Regions from separate parts of the Homo sapiens genome. Here all the other regions are linked to region 3. Evidence: chromatin contacts called from ENCODE Hi-C or POLR2A ChIA-PET data. All regions are on one chromosome and are shown on one strand. Each heading gives the region's core, a stretch centred on a gene start or an enhancer-like site at or near the end of the contact. The rest is flanking DNA. Distances are from core to core; before and after follow the strand shown. Region 1 overlaps SYNE3 (spectrin repeat containing nuclear envelope family member 3). Region 2 holds the start of TCL6 (T cell leukemia/lymphoma 6). Region 3 holds the start of DICER1 (dicer 1, ribonuclease III). Region 4 overlaps SYNE3 (spectrin repeat containing nuclear envelope family member 3).

The links. Hi-C counts contacts between places; a loop is a spot of excess contacts on that map. ChIA-PET counts read pairs that join two places held with the same protein, here RNA polymerase II (POLR2A). Pooled maps may share reads with other maps.
Region 1: a map of Calu3 shows a loop between it and region 3 (2.8-fold over the local background). The contact joins the enhancer-like site here to the promoter of DICER1 in region 3. A Hi-C loop is called at or near these places in 6 of 168 maps with a recorded cell type or tissue (Calu3, chondrocyte, endothelial cell of umbilical vein and 3 more) and 10 of 50 pooled maps. POLR2A ChIA-PET finds 5 or more read pairs at or near these places in 4 of 52 experiments (H1, HEK293, OCI-LY7 and 1 more).
Region 2: a map with no recorded cell type shows a loop between it and region 3 (2.6-fold over the local background). The contact joins the promoter of TCL6 here to the promoter of DICER1 in region 3. A Hi-C loop is called at or near these places in 10 of 37 single-sample maps with no recorded cell type and 4 of 50 pooled maps. POLR2A ChIA-PET finds 5 or more read pairs at or near these places in 1 of 52 experiments (OCI-LY7).
Region 4: a loop to region 3 is called in a pooled map, with 2.9 times the contacts of the local background. The contact joins the enhancer-like site here to the promoter of DICER1 in region 3. A Hi-C loop is called at or near these places in 4 of 37 single-sample maps with no recorded cell type and 8 of 50 pooled maps. POLR2A ChIA-PET finds 5 or more read pairs at or near these places in 1 of 52 experiments (T-cell).

The regions. Positions count from the first base shown.
Region 1 is chr14:95,436,024-95,439,782 of GRCh38, reverse strand. SYNE3 (spectrin repeat containing nuclear envelope family member 3) reads left to right here. Exons shown (of 18, transcript NM_152592.6): 13 at 1-171; 14 at 621-750; 15 at 2,802-2,963. Among named protein-coding and RNA genes, the nearest start is that of SYNE3-AS1, 78 kb to the left of the region's middle. RefSeq lists an enhancer at 27-1,226. Within about 2 kb of position 1,885, at least 2 of the 41 ENCODE cell types and tissues checked have a DNase peak (open chromatin) inside an H3K27ac peak, as active enhancers do; they include OCI-LY7, where a contact is called at or near this core.
Region 2 is chr14:95,650,119-95,653,869 of GRCh38, reverse strand. TCL6 (T cell leukemia/lymphoma 6) reads right to left here and starts at 1,773. Exons shown (of 8, transcript NR_028288.2): 1 at 1,644-1,773; 2 at 1,381-1,493.
Region 3 is chr14:95,155,917-95,159,865 of GRCh38, reverse strand. It overlaps DICER1 (dicer 1, ribonuclease III), which reads left to right and starts at 2,337. Exons shown (of 27, transcript NM_177438.3): 1 at 2,337-2,636. DICER1-AS1 (DICER1 antisense RNA 1) reads right to left here and starts at 2,178. Exons shown (of 4, transcript NR_015415.1): 1 at 2,008-2,178; 2 at 1,632-1,673; 3 at 831-990. RefSeq lists enhancers at 1,867-1,936, 1,977-2,076 and silencers at 2,167-2,626, 2,687-3,046.
Region 4 is chr14:95,478,986-95,483,186 of GRCh38, reverse strand. The region is part of intron 1 of SYNE3 (spectrin repeat containing nuclear envelope family member 3); the gene reads left to right. Among named protein-coding and RNA genes, the nearest start is that of SYNE3-AS1, 35 kb to the left of the region's middle. RefSeq lists an enhancer at 2,558-2,957. Within about 2 kb of position 2,811, at least 11 of the 41 ENCODE cell types and tissues checked have a DNase peak (open chromatin) inside an H3K27ac peak, as active enhancers do.

The sequences.
Region 1 (3,759 bases), core at 636-3,135, 280 kb before region 3:
GCTGGTGGCAGAATTCCCGGAGAAGGAGGCCCAGCTGTCCCTGGTGGAAGCGCAGGGCTGGCTGGTGATGGAGAAGTCTTCTCCGGAGGGTGCTGCCGTGGTGCAGGAGGAGCTCAGGGAGCTGGCAGAGTCGTGGCGGGCCTTGAGGCTGCTGGAAGAAAGTCTGCTGAGGTGAGAGTGCCTCCTAGGCTCTGAGCGTTGTCTGGGACACTGCCCCTTCTCACTCAGGGACACTCAGGTGCTCGTGGAGCAGAGGGCCAGGGTGCTGCCCAGTGTGGAGCCAGGGGCCGTGGGCACCTTCACACTTTGGCCCAGTTGGCTATTCTAGCAGGAGCAGGAGGAGCCAGGAAATGTCCCCGTCTTGGGAGTTAGCCTCCAGTCTATACTGGCTTGAGCCTCAGTTTCCCCATCTGCATCTATGGGCGTACGCACGTTCATGACAGGTTACTCTGAGTTTAAAGTCAGAAACCGGATGTGAGCATGCCTCAGGAACATTCTCACAAACTTCAGTGGGGGGCACTGACTCGTGACCCGTGGTTCCCCAATTCTATTACTTTTCCCATGTCCTGGTGGGTCCCCACCACATCTCTGCATTGACTGGGCTGAGTTTGTCTTCTCAGCCTCATCAGAAACTGGCATCTGCAGAGGATGGAAGTGGATTCGGGGAAGAAAATGGTTTTCACCAACAACATCCCAAAGTCAGGATTTCTCATCAATCCCATGGATCCTATTCCCAGGCATCGTCGACGCGTGAGTCTGTCTAGCAGGGCTGTGGGAGAAGGGGCCAGGCCCCAGGTCAAGAGGTGGGTAGGGGTCTCCAGCACAGGCCCCTCCCTGTCTGGGGCAACATGCTCTGCTCTGAGGACTTGGCCACGTCCTGTCTCATTTGAGCCTGCCCCAGCTGTGGCCAAAGAGCATTTGATCCTACTCCACAGAGGACCTCAGAGATCCCAGAGTCTGCAGAGCCAGGCCACCAGGGCAGTAGGGGTATCCCTTAGCCAGTCAGATACTCACCTCTGTGAGCCACTAGCAGCAGCTCCTGCAGGGAAGAGAGTGTCGGGGCTGAAAGCTTCCTGCTGGCCCCAGATTGGAAACCGAAACCATACAAGATGGGAAAACTTTTCTGCCATGTTTCATCCATCCCTTACTGCCTCTAAACAAACTTGAGCTTTGTGGAAAAGAAAGTTATTCCTTGTTATTCAAATACATCAAATTATTCATTTTCCCATTCATTCTTTCATCCACTCCTCCATTTGCTGAGTGCTACTTTGTTCCAAGAACTGTGCTCAGAGCTAGGATACAGCCGTGAGTAACGCTTCTGACCCTCAGAGAATTTGGAATCCGGCATAGAGCTTTTCAGTGGGCACACAGCCTTGTATTAAAATGCAGGTTCTGGGCTGGGTATGGTGAGCTACACCTACAATCTCAGAACTTTGGGAGGCTGGGAGGCCAAGGCAGGAGGATTGCTTGAGGTCAGGAGTTTGAGACAAGCCTGGGCAAGATAGCAAGACCCCATTTCTATAAAAAATATTTAAAAATTAACTGGACATGGTGGTGTGCTCCTGTAGTTCCAGCTACTCAGGGGCCTGAGGTGGGAGGATCACTTGAGCCCAGGAGTTTGAGGCTGCAGGGAGCTGTGATTGTGCCACTGCACTCCAGCCTGGTGACAAAGCAAGACCCCATTTCAATCAATCAATCAATCAACAAAAAATAATGAAATAAGATAAAATGCAGACTCTGAGTTAGTAGATCTGGCTAGGGCCCACAATTCGATTCTGCATTTCTAACAAGCTCTCGGGATAGGCCCATGCTGCTGGGCCCGGGAGATACTCACCTCTGTGAGCCACTAGCAGTAGCACCTGCAAGGGAGAGAGCATCGGGGCCGAACACTTCCTGCTGGCCCCAGAATGGAAACTAAAATCATACAAGATGGGTCTATTTTTGTGCCATGACTATATTTTATAAAAGAAAAAAAAAAGAACTAACTACATTGTTTTACCCATCACTTTCCCTTACTGCCTTTAAACAAACTGAGCTTTGTTGAAAAGAAAGAAGCAAGGGAGTGGCATCCACAGGCTGTTAAATAAGGATTTACAAAAAACAAAAAACAAACAAACAAAAAAAACATGGTGCACCTTGGCAGACAGGCCAGAGGCTATGGGAGCCTGCAGCAGTTCCTAGGTCCAGGACCGGGAAGCCTCTCCTGGAAGATAAGACATCTCAGCTGAATTTTCACGGCTGAGTGGCAGTGAGGAGAGGAGGGAGAGAGGTGTGTTCCCCACAGAGGAGACAGTATGTGTGAAGAGCAGAGGGAGAAATTCGAGTGCCAGTTTGAGGGGCCAAGACACATCTGCAGGCCCAGGCTCAGAGGACAGGGAAGACAGCATGCGCAGTGGAACCAAGACTCCCGGGTCACACTGGGGAGTAGTGAGAGGCACCAATGTGGATAACCAAGAAGTTAGCTGAATGGGCTTGCATCATAGACAGAGCACTCCGGTCATGGAGCCCCGAGGGGGCAAGCATGGTGGAAGGGTGACTATTTGTATAGCCATCCTGGTAAGAGATGGTGGTGGCTTCCGTCACCTCTCAGGGGACCAGAAAGGGGACAGTGAGGAATGTTCTTGGCCCTTAAATGTGACCATGTTGAGTAGAGATTCATTGTTCATCCCCCAGGCCTCTCCCGTCGCCATTTTGGGCATCTTGTCCTGGTCCCTGCCCCTCTGCCTCAGGTGGAATTCCCAGGACACATGGCCAGGGGGGCTCTTTCACCTCTGACGCTTTGGCCGTGTGTGATCCTACAGGCAAATCTTCTACAGGAAGAAGAAGGGAGCCATGAAGATTTCTCCCAGCTCCTGAGGAACTTTGGGCAGTGGTTGCAGGTGGAAAACTCCAAGCTGGTTAGAATCATCGCAATGAGAACTTCTACAGCTGAGGACTTGAGGACCAGAAAATCGAAGCTGCAGGTCTGTTCCCCAGGAAAGGTCCCTCATCCATAAGGTTTGCACCCACAGAGGCATTTGCCACCAGGGAGTTCTTCAAAAGAAGGAACACACCCACAGTTTGTGAGCTGTTCTCCCTTGTGTATAGATAATCGCTTTTAAACTTTTTTGGTTCAAAGATTTTAGAACTTTTTCTGGCATTCATTCGTGTGTTCAGCATGCTTATGTAGTTCCCTACTTGGAAAATATCACCACTAATCACTTGACTCCTGTCACTTAGCTATTGCTGTGTGACACACCATCCCAACAGTTTGTGGCTGATAACAATAACTATGTATTTAACCCATGGTTCAGAAGCATGGCAGGTTAGGCTGAACTCAACCGGGCAGTGCCTCCAGTCCGTCTGCTGTCAGTTGTAGGTCAGTTGGGTGTCTCTACTTCTAGGGGCTGGTGGGCTATTAGAGATGAGAATGACATGGACTACACATCTCGTATACTCCTGTGGCACAGCTTGGACTTCTCATAGCAGAGGCAGGGCAGAAAAGAGCAATAGCAGCAGGCAAGGACTTTTGAGGTCAAGACTAGGAGCCAGCATAACATTAATTCCCCTGCATTCTGTTTGCCAAAACCAGCCTAGAGTCAAGGAAAGGGAAAGAGACTCCACTACTTGATGGAAGGGATGGCAAAGTCATATTGCAGTGGGTATGGATATGGCTGGGGGGAGGGAGATGGGGAAAGTCACAGCCATTTTTGCAACTGAACTACTACTTCTCTCCTGTCTTCTTCACTCCCACATCTAATCAGTTGCTAAAGCTCCTTG
Region 2 (3,751 bases), core at 524-3,023, 490 kb before region 3:
TGAACTCCTGACCTCAACACCATGACTGGCCTAAACAAAATATGTTTTAAAAGTCTTCTCCCAGGCTGGGCATGGTGGCTCCCACCTGTAATCCCAGAACTTTGAGAGGCTAAGGCAGGGGTATTGCTTGAACACAGGAGTTCAATACCAGCCAGGGCATCATACTGTGACCCCCATCTCTATAAAAATAAAATAAAAATCGTATCCCTGTAATCCCACCAATTTGGGAGGCTGTGGTGGTAGGATCACTTGAGGCCAGAAGTTTGAGACCAGCCTGGGCAACACAGTAAGACCTCCATCTATACAAAAAGTTTTAAAATTAACCAGGCATGGTGGCGCATGTGTGTAGTCTCAGCTACTTGGGAGGCTGAGAAGGGAGGATCATGTGAGCCCAGGGAGGTAGAGGCTGCAGTAATCCATGATTGCACCACTGCACTCCAGCCTGGACGATAGAGTGAGATCATTAACAAATAAAAACAGTCAAGCTCTGTAAAATATTTGAAGAGATTTATTCTGAGCCAAATATGAGTGACCATGGCCTGTAACACAGCCCTCAGGAGATCCTGAGAACTATGCCCAAGGTGGTCGGGGTGCAGCTTGGTTTTATACATTTTAGGGAGACATGAGATGTCAATCAAATACATTTAAGAAATACATTGGTTCTGTCCAGAAAGGTGGGACAACTTGAATTGTTGGGTGGAGGTTGGGGGCTCCCAGGTTACAGGTAGATTTAAAATTGACTGGTTGACAATTGGTTAAGTTTATCTAAAGATCTGGGCTCAATAGAAAGAAAATGTCTGTGCTGTGATAGGAGGTTGTGGAGACCAAAGTTTTACCATGCAGATGAAGCCTCCGGGTAGCAGGCTTCAGAGAAAATAGATTGTAAATGCTTCTCATCAGAGAGGTATAATGAGTCCTGTCTGACCTCTACTTTCCATCATGGCCTGAACCAGTCTTTCAGGTTAAAAGTACCCTGGCCCAGGAGGAAGTCCATTCAGATGGTTGCAGGGAGGGCGGGGCTTAGAATTTTATTTTTGGTTTACATCCTGTCTCAAAAGAAAAAAAAAAAGAATAAAAGAGTTTTTGGTTTACACCCTGTCTCAAAAAAAAAAAAATGAAAGAAAAGAAAAATCTCAAGGACATCTAAAAGCTGATAAGACAGAAATTACCAGGCCAAAAATAAAAGGGAAGTAGAATGCAGAAAGGGAAAAAAAACAGAATGGAAGCTGCTTTTTCCCTGAGAGCTTTTTCAGAACCTGAAAATCAGAACTTGTTTGAGCCTCCCGGAGACTGGTGGAGAAAGAAGTCCAGCCAGGCCCTGCCCAACTCTAAAGGAAAACCCAAACTTGTCGATATTTGATGAGACTATAAATCGCTTGCCTCTTTTCACTCTCTGGTGCTCCAGCAGCACAGCCCCACACCAACCTTCATCTGGAGTGTCTCAAGACCTTCTGGAATCTTCTCCCACACATACCTCCTTACACAGGTCCATTCTGTGAAAATAAGCAATTCAAAATCTAAGCTGTTGGAACTTTAAAATATTTCGAGCCTTAAGGGAATTTGATCATGGGACCTGAGTCATGTAAACAGGCAGCTGCAACCTTTGTTTCTCTGATTATAGATTAGCCTTTTTCCTTACTTACATTGTTGTGTAAAATGTCGTATATGACTGAAGCGTTCCAGGGAAGACCCCTTTCCTCTTCACTGTTGATCTTCATTATAGATTAACTCCCTCTTTCCTCTCTGACAGAGACTTCATGACCATCACATTGTCTGGGATAGAATGTTAAACACATTCTTAAATTGGAAAGGAAATGAAAACAAGCTGTAGAGAAAAGAAAACAAGGTGGAGGCAGGGGAACAACCTATAATTAATTATAGGTTGTAACTCATAAACCAGCCTTGCATAGAAAATGTTAAACAAGAAAGTTAAAACAAGAAAAGTTATACAAGAAAATGTTCTACAAGGTTACTAAATGTCTTTGCTTTCTGCCTATGTAAGCAAGACTTTAACTTTTAACTTCAGGGCCCTGGCCCCATTTTCCTAGAGTCTGTGTTTCTCAGATGGCCATTCCCAGCTTTTGGCTTGAATAAACTCTTTAAAACTGGATTCTGGGCTGGGTGCAGCGGCTCACGCCTGTAATCCCAGCACTTTGAGAAGCTGAGACAGGAGAAATCACTTAAGCCCAGGAGTTCGAAACCAGCCTGGTCAATAAAGTGAGACCGATTAAAGAGAAGTAAACTTAAAAACGAACAAAAACAACTTTGTTTTTAAAACTTAAAAACTTAAAAACAACGAAAACCCTGGATTCTGATCCTTTCAATTACTTTATATTGACAATTCTACTATGGGTGCTGCCCAATCAGCCTTGTAAAGCACAGGGCTGACCACTTCAACTCCCTGCTGAGGGTTGAATCTGGAATAAAATCCAGATTCCAGAGCTACGGTGCCCTTAGATCTGGGGCTGTTGCTTTTGTACTTCTGTTTTTCCACTTTACTTAGCTGAAGCACAATCCCTACAGCAAGCTAAGAAAGGAAAAGGTCCATTCCAAAACCCTTCGCTCCCTAGACCACTGCTCTGTGTGCAGACAACGAAAACAGCCGAGAGTTCACACAAAAGGGAAGGACTAACTGCCCGGGGCAGGCTTCAAGGAATGCCTGTTAAGCCCCAGGGAGGAAGTGGCTGTTGACTTGGGAAGAGTCCGTTGGGTAGTCAAGGGCTAAGGTGGTGGTTGACATGAAGGCAAATTTTCCATGCCCTGGTGAGAAGTTGGAATCCTTGCTGTGAACGTTGGGTAGTACAGTTTGCAGGACCATTTGCTTGGCTATTGGGTCCCACCTGTTGACAGGTGCCAAGCCTGATTTTCCTTGGCCTTCCCTCCTGATTTAGCTGAACACCAACCTTCTCAACACAACCCCGAAGTACACCTTGCTCAGTTTTTAACAGAGCTGCTAGATTTCAAGGCATGATTCTCAGCACTGTGTCCGGAATTGGTGGGTTCTTGGTCTCACTGACTTCAAGAATGAAGCCGTGGACCCTCGCGGTGAGTGTTACAGCTCTTAAGGTGGCGTGTCTGGAGTCTGTCCCTTCTGATGTTCAGATGTGTTCGGAGTTTCTTCCTTCTGGTGGGTTCGTGGTCTCGCTGGCTCAGGAGTGAAGCTGCAGACCTTCGCGGTGAGTGGTACAGCTCTTAAGGTAGCGTGTCTGGAGTTGTTCATTCCTCCCGGTGGGCTCGTGGTCTTGCTGGGCTCAGGAGTGAAGCTGCAGATCTTCGCGGTGAGTGTTACAGCTCATAAAAGCAGCGTGGACCCAAAGAGTGAGCAGTAGCAAGATTTATTGCAAAGAGCAAAAGAACAAAGCTTCCACAGTGTGGAAGGGGACCCGAGCGGGTTGCCAATGCTGGCTCGGGCAGCCTGCTTTTATTCTCTTATCTGGCCCCACCCACATCCTGCTGATTGGTATAGGGATAAGCAAGTACCTAGCCACCACCATCTTTGCTCCCAGCGTGGCTCACCTGCCTAGCTCAAACCTTCATGGAGCTGTGATCTGTACCCCAGGATACAAACAAAAGTGGGCACCATCCCATGGTCCATATCAAATTCATGACCAGCTCCCAGAGGACCCTCCTGCTGCCATGCTGATCCTCAGGCTGCAGACCTGCTTGACTCTTCACACCTGGCTACTACTGCACTCCAGGATTCTCAATATGACCCCTCCATCCACCCAGCTGCCAGGACCAGAAACCCTGG
Region 3 (3,949 bases), core at 1,088-3,587:
CTGTAATCCCACCACTTTGGGAAGCCGAGGCAGGTCAGGAGTTCGAGACCAGCCTGGCCAACATGGTGAAACCCCGTCTCTACTGAAAATACAAAAATTAGCCGGGCGTGGTGGCACATGCCTGTAACCCAGCTACTTGGGAGGCTGAGGCAGAAGAATCGCTTGAACCTAGGAGGCAGAGGTTGCAGTGAGACGAGATTGCGCCATTGCACTCCAGCCTGGGCGACAAGAGTGAAACTCTGCCTCAAAAAAGAAAAAAACAAATACATAAAATTAAAAAAATAAAAAAATCAGGTATACCTGCTGATGGAACAAGCAGCCTGGCTAGTCTTGACAGATTGCAAGAGGGCAACCAGAGGGGCTGAAGTTGTACCAGCCCACAAATTTCCACTGCCAATAGAGTCCAGTGCCTACCCCCATACTGAGATGCTGTCCTTCTCATAAAGGCTTATCAGGGAGTCCACCGAAGAGATATCTACATTTGGGGATAAGTTAAGACGATGTTCTTTAAGCCAGACACTTATTTAACGCCCACCGATATTTTAATTCCTAGCTACAAAGAAAACCTTATATGTATGACTGGGGTCTTAAAGGTATGACATGCTCACCGTGCTTGACATATAAGAAACTACTTTTTTAAATACATGGGTCTGCCAGGAGCATCCTACTTCCTAATTTTGCCCATAAATATGCTACTTTCAAGTGAAACCTTAAGCCAATTCATAGTAAATATATTATCAAAATTTTAGCACAGTAATGACTGAGCACACCAGCCTCAAAGCCAGACTACGTGGGTTCAAATCTCAGTTGTTCACTTACTGGCTACTTACTTGTTGGAAGTTATTCCATTTCTTCGTCTGTTAAAACAGGAAGCAGGCTGGGTACGGTGGCTCACGCCCGTAATCCCAGCACTTTGGGAGGCCAAGGCGGACGGATGACAAGGTCAGAAATCGAGACCATCATGGCCAACATGGTGAAACCCCGTCTCTTCTAAAAATACAAAAATTAGCTGGGTGTGGTGGCGTGCCCCTGTAATCCCAGCTACTCGGGAGGCTGAGGCAGGAGAATCACTTGAACCTGGGAGGCGGAGATTGCAGTAAGCCCAGGTCGCACCACTGCACTCCAGCCTGGAGACAGAGTGAGACTCCGTCTCAAAAGAAAAAAAAAAAAAAAACAGGAAGCAGTTTCAGCACCTACCTCACAATGTGCACACAGTTAAAGCACCTACCTCACAGGGTGCACACAGTTAAAGCACCTACCTCACAGGGTGCACCTAAGGATCACAGGCATGCAAGCCCTAGATCAGCCTGCCCAATGGCAATATAATGCAGGCCACAGGTGACATTTAAAATTCTGTAGAACCCACACTAAAAAATAAACAAATAAAACTTTTATCCCAATATATGGAAAAAGTTTATCACTTCAACATGTAACAATTTTTTGAACATTATTTGGTAAAGAATGCATATATCTCGATTCCGACTAGCCATACTTTAAGTGCTCAGGAGCCATGTGGGGCTGGTGGCCCCAAACTGAACAGCACAGCCCAGGCAGCAGGGGCGCATAGTAGGTTCTGCTCACGCCCATGGTCTGAAAGAAACACGGTTGCAGTTGCTGTGAGCACACCTCACCTGGAGCAAACCGGCCTATCAGGGGGTCCACTGAAGAGATGTCTACATTTGGGGATAAATTAAGAAGATGTTCTTTAAGCCAGCCACTTATTTAATTCCCACCGATATTTTAATTCCTAGCTTCAAGCTGTGGTGCGCGGTTCCGACCTATGCAAATGAACAGCTTACAAACAGAGGGCCACCATCTATTTCTCATTATCTGGGGATCCCGGTTGGGGTGGGGGGCGGAAGTGGGTGTTTGTTATTTCCCCAAATGCGGAGGCCCCTGCACCACTAACGCGAGGAAACGCAGGCGAGTGGGAAGGTACTTTAAAAAGGGGAGGGAGGTGCTCAGAGGGAAGCTAAGCTCTCCGGGAAACAATTACGGCCACGTTACGGTCTGTGGGTGCCAGAAGGAGCAACAATGGAGGCAGTCGAATTCCGAGAGCTCAGAGAGTCTGCCAAACTTAGCCGGCCTCGGCGCGCGGGTTCCCGGGGGCCCCAAAAACTCCGGGCAACTGCGGCCCAACGCCAAGGTCCAGTCCAGGCGCTGGGCCGCAAACGCCTCTCCGGCCTCCGCGCGCGCGCCCGCTGTCTCCCTGCTCCTGAGTGGCTGGGGGGCCGGGATTAACCTTTCACCGCCAGGCCCTGTCCAATCACAGGCTCGCTCTCATGCCGCCACGGGGCGAGCGGAGCGTGGGGGCGCGGAGGGGCGGTGCGGGAGCCAGTGGGATTCTCCAAGCGGCTGTGCGCCGTTGCCGCGGGCCGTGCGCTGGCTGCCGGCCAGCCGGGCGCTGCGCAGTCTCCGCAGGCGCCGGCGGGAGGGGTCGAGGCGGAGGCGCGGCGCAGGCTGCTGCAGGCCCAGGTGAATGGAGTAACCTGACAGCGGGGACGAGGCGACGGCGAGCGCGAGGAAATGGCGGCGGGGGCGGCGGCGCCGGGCGGCTCCGGGAGGCCTGGGCTGTGACGCGCGCGCCGGAGCGGGGTCCGATGGTTCTCGAAGGCCCGCGGCGCCCCGTGCTGCAGGTGAGGCGGGCTCCCGCGGAGCAGCTTTGTGTCCGGGGCGGGGAGCGGGTCGCCTGGCCGCGCTCCCGCCTCCGCGCGGAGGCCCGCGTGCCGGCCATGGCCCCGAGCCGCGCGTCCGGGCCTGGCGGGCGCTGACGAAGGGCGCGGCCTCGCCTGCCTCGTCGTCCCGCACAGCGCGGCCTGTGGACCCGGCGTCTGCCCGCCTCGGCTCTGCTCCTGGGCCCGGACCCCGGCGCCTCCCCGCGAGGCAGCCCTGGGAGACTTTCCGGGCCGCCGTGGCGTGGTGGGGGATGCCGGCGCCTGTCCACTCCCCGGCCTGGCGAGGCCTGGGGCTCTTGACAGGTCCCGTCACGCGCGCTAAGGTGGCGCGGGAGCAGCGGAGGTGGAGACGCGCGCCTGACCTGCCGGAGCACCCTGGGGCCCTCCTCTGATGGGGCCGCTGTGCCGCGCCCGGAGGGGACGAAGCTGGGCTCTCGGTCCCTCCCGGGAGGGTCCTGTGTGATTACTGTCAGGGGACCAGATTGGGGCCCTGGGGGGCGGGCAGGGGCCGAGGCCATTCTTTTGCCTCTCCCCTCAGATGTTTTTGTGCCAAAATGCCTAGACCCTGCGGAGGACCCTTTCTTCAGGGTTTTTGATTTTGGGGAAATCAGTGTATGTTTTAAGTTAGCACATCAGATTTCTGTAGATTGTCCAGAAAAGCTGAGTTGCCCTGATGGCTCTGCCTGGAGGTCAGAGCCAGCAAACCACTGAGTGTGTCCTTAGGAACCTGAAGATCCGCGGAAACGTGGAGATGAGTTGGAGGGTCCTATTTGTGTAGTGTTAACTCCGTGCTTTTGTGGAGAGAGTTGTGGTTAAAGGGACACGTTACTGGTCTACACGATAAGTAAGTGTTCTTAGGACTTTCAGGTTTTAAAAACATTCATCTGATGAAAGAGGATCACTTGGACGCCTATGCTTCTGTCTTCGAATATTCTGAATCTTTACAATCCTGATTGTCAGGTGTCTTCGTGGTGCTTGTTTTCAAACAGTGGAAAAGGACTCAGGTTAGGATTTAAGCAACTCGGAAAATATTGTTAAAAATGTGCTGTTAAAACAGGTTAGCTATATTGAATATGTATTGGTGTAAACGTTAAGTTTTCTAAATAAAAATATACATCCTCACCAAAAAACTCAGTTTATTAAAAGATGGGTTCGGGATAAGCCAGGTCCTAGAGAATAGTAATTTTCAATATTATTGATATCTTTGGAAATTAGGTTCTGGAATAGCCAGTTTATTTTGCAAAGTCTACTTTAAAGCTACCTGTGGCACGTGT
Region 4 (4,201 bases), core at 1,562-4,061, 320 kb before region 3:
ATGTCAGTGGGCAGCTGGGTTGGCACAGGGCTGGAGTGAGCGGGCACAGTGTGACGGAGGCTGCCTGGCAGCTGGGGGGCTCAGTTGGTTTCCCTGAACTCTAGATTCTTGAGCTGCAGCTCAAGATAGATTCCTGCCCTGGAGTTACCTTCCTGGAACTCGGCAGTTACCAGTGGGGTTCTGGGAGGGACAGAGAGGGCCGTGGAAGCTGTGTGGCACCAGGGGATTTAATAGCAAAGAGTTTAGACTCAAGTCATCCTTGGTTCAAGTCTTGCCTCTGCTACTTAGCATCCCGGTGACTTTGGGCAGCGTTGTTAGTATCATTAAACCTGTTTTCTCAGCTGTAAAGTAGGGATAATGTGAATGTGTCACTGGGCCTATGTAGGATAAGTGAGTTAATACCTACAAACCTTTTGTCATACAGTCAGGCACCTGCAGAACACCGGGTAAATGTCGGCTTTTACTGTCATTGGTGGACCTGGGTCCACCACTTTTCAGCAGACTGTTTGTGTCTCCGAGTCTCAGTTTCCCTCTTTGTAAAATGGGACAAATAATGCCCGCCACATGACAGTCACTCCCTGAAACTGACGTTGCCGCTTTCTTTGCTCGGGAGGGGCTTGCTCTCATGTTTCAGGGGAGTTCGCTAACGAGATTGGGTTAGGACCTGAGCAGGATTCTTGGAGCCTCTGGATCACTGAATGACAAGAATTAGTGTTTTCAAATTCCCAGATAATATTAATTAATTAATTTATTTTGAGATGGTGTCTCGCTGTCACCCAGGCTGGAGTGCAGTGGCGCAATCTCTTCTCAGTGCAACCTCTGCCTCCCGGGTTCAAGCGATTCTCCTGCCTCAGCCTCCCAAGTAGCTGGGATTACAGGCGCACGCTATCACGCCTGGCTAATTTTTGTATTTTTAGTAGAGACAGGGTTTCACCATGTTGGCCAGGCTGATCTCAAACTCCTGACCTCAGGTGATCCGCCTGCCTTGACCTCCCAAAGTGTTGGGATTACAAACGTGAGTCACCACGCCTGGCCCCAGAGAATTTTAAAAACTGCTGTTAGGGTGTTGGAGGGATTGAGACAGAGGTAAGAACCTGGTCCTTATGGGGCATCAGCCCCTCACCAGTGGCATTGCAAAGCCAAGTAGGGGCCCCACCCAGCACCCTGAGCTTTGGAGAGCCGGGGAAGGGGAAGGGAGGGAGAGAGGTCTGGACCCAGCGACCCCAGGACACAGGGCCCTCAGCCTCAGTTGGCAATCCACGTGCTGACCCAGCAGGCGATCTGCCTCGGGCGTTTTTTCAGTGCCAGGTGCCAGTATCCTTTCCTTCCTGCAAGCCTGGTCCCCCAGAGACCAAATTGCATCTCGGCCAATTGCTTTCAGGCCTGGAATCGGGCAAAGGGAGCTGGTGTCCAGATGGACATTCACAGTTACCCGATGGACCACAGGGGCAGCCCTGGCCTGGGGGCCCACACATCTATTTCTCCCCGTCCTCTGCTCTGCCCTGGGTCACAGGAGAGCTGACCCCCTGCGGGCTGCATTGTCCCGGCTCCCCTATACTGGCTTCTGGCAGGACCAGAGGTAAGTAGTCGGCTGGGGGTTTCTCTGACAGCCTCTCCGCCCTGGGTGGTGTCTCCTGCAGCAGATGTATCTCCTTTGGGGCTCTAGTTCCTGCTGCTCAGCGGCCCCCAACATGGGTCTAGGAACATCTAACATTGCCTCCCCGCCTTGTCTCTCTAGCGTAGGGGTTGATCTCTGGGCTTCCTTTTGTCTCCTCGCAGCTTCTCAGCTCCTCCTCCTCATTACACCCTCCTGGTTCATAGCTGGACTCGGAGGGGCTTTACTCTGCTGATTGGACCTTGACTCACACGGGCTTGCTTTCCTCCCAGGGGCAGTTCTATTGGATGCCCCACGGTAGGTGAAGTTCAACTTTATTTTGGAGTCAATATGGTCTAGTGAGAATCTCGGGCTTCAGAATCCAATAGAACAAGGTTTAAATGTCAGCACTACTGCAAGTGCCTCCATGTCCTGGGCCAGTGACTGCAGTCTGCGCATTCTTATCTAGGGTTGTGGAAGGTAACAGCCGCTCCTGTGCCCCACGCACCTATTACTGACCAGGTGCTCCCACACCTGCCCCAGTCAGCCCCGCAGCATTCTAAGAGGTAGATGCCGCTGCTGTGCCTGGGGTCGGGGGTGGGGAGGAGGCTCTGCCCAGGCCGCCAGCTAATGGGCCACAGAGCTCAGCTGAGAGGCAGCCCCGCTACTCCCCTTCTGCTGCTGCTGAGATGGGCTGGGGCTGCCTTTCAGACCGGGATGCCAGGAGGCCCAAACGGGGTGGCTTTTGGACAAGGGCCTCACGTGGTGTGGGCCTGTCCTTATTTCATGAGTGTTAGCACCTTCTCTTCCATGGCTGGCCTTTTTTTTTTCAGTTTGCATCACGTTTTCCAGTATCCCTGAGTCAACCACACTCTTCCTTATGATATTTCAGCTTCTTCAAAGCACTCTGAGCTTTCTTTATGACTCAAATTAAGGTGTCCCATTTTGAGAAGATGGCTAAAGCCTGGAGCTCAGATTCTGGAAGATTCCTGTCCTCTCCCAAAGTGCATCCTTACTGTCCATTCCTGGGGAGGCTGTGTCTCCAGCCATGCCCACAGACCTTATCCACCTCTGGGGGACTGGCTGGTCTTCCAGGCCCATAGCTTTTGACCCAGGTTCTGTGTTCTGAGCATGGGCTCGGTCTCAAGCCTGCCACATCATCTGCCCCAGCTCGGGGGTTTCCATCATGAAAAAAAAATCACTTCTCTTCCGCTGTCATTTGTGATAACCACATGGACGCTGAAACCCAAACCCAAGGCTGTTTCCTTTCTGTCTCCTCCATACACCAGCGCCAGCATGACCCAGAAAGGGTCAGCACTCTCATGGCCAGCCCTCTCACTGACTCAGTGGGGACAGCTCAGAGACACGCCTAGAGCCCTACTCTCCCGCTGCCTGCAGCCACACCCCAGGGATGTCCCCAGACAGGGCTTGGAAACAGAAAATACTTTTTTTTGCTTCTTTTTACCCCTGAGCACATTTCTTTTGCAATACTGTTTGGAAACTGCACAGTTCTTTTTTATTTATTTATTTATTTATTTTTTAATCCTATCTCCATTCAACCAGTCCAGAGACGAAACTTCTCCCGTGCCAGAGAGGCATGCTGGCTCTGCTCACTCCTGCAACCTTTTCTCATTGTCCTTGGCCGTGTGCGTCTGCCATTTCTGCAGTGACCCCAGTCTCAGCCCACCTTTGAGTGCAGAGTGCTTCCCTCCTCCACACACCCTGGCCTGGAGCTGTCTCCTACCCGCCCCTTCCAATGCCTAACCCTTGCCAGCTCTGGTGCCCTCAGCAGGCAGTGCCTCCCAGCCACCTTCCTCAAGCCAGGTGACAACCACTCCTTTGAGGTCCCGTGGCCCCTGTCCTCCTGTCTCAAAACTCATGCTGGCCTCACTGTAGCTGCCTTACTGTGCGTCCATCCCCGCCCTCCACCCCCACTGCACTGGACATGGAGCCTCACCAGGCCAGAGCCACACTTGGTCTGTCTCTACATCCTCAGCACCTGCACTCAGCAGCCACTTAGTGCACTGATTCATTAGTCTATCAGCTGGTAACCCAGTTCCTATGCTCCCCCAACCTTGAGCTGGTGAGACAGCTGCTGTCTGGATGCAGGTTCCCAAGGATGGAAAGCCCTCCACCCAACACCTGTGCGTTTGGTAAAAAGGAACTATTTCCAAGCATGGTGTGTGCTCCAGGTTCTGGGCAATTTTTTTAAATTTTTATTTATTTATTTATTTTAGAGACAGAATCTCTCTCTGTCACCCAGGCTAGGGTGCAGTGGTACCATCATAGCTCAATGCCGCCTGGACCTTCCGGACTCAAGTGATCCTTCCACCTGGCTAATTTTTTTTTTTTTTTTTTTTTTTTTTTTGGTAGAGACGAGGTCTCACTATGCTGCTTGGGCTGGTCCTGAGCTCAAGTGATCCTCCCGTATCAGCCTCCCAAACTGCTGGGATTACAGGCATGAGCCACTGCACCTGGATGGGTTTTTAAATTAATTAAATCTAGGTGTTATCCCCATTTTCCAGATGAGAATATGGACACCCAGAGAGGTTAAGTGACCAGCCAGATGCCACACAGCTAGTGAGTCATGGGGACTTGACCACTGGG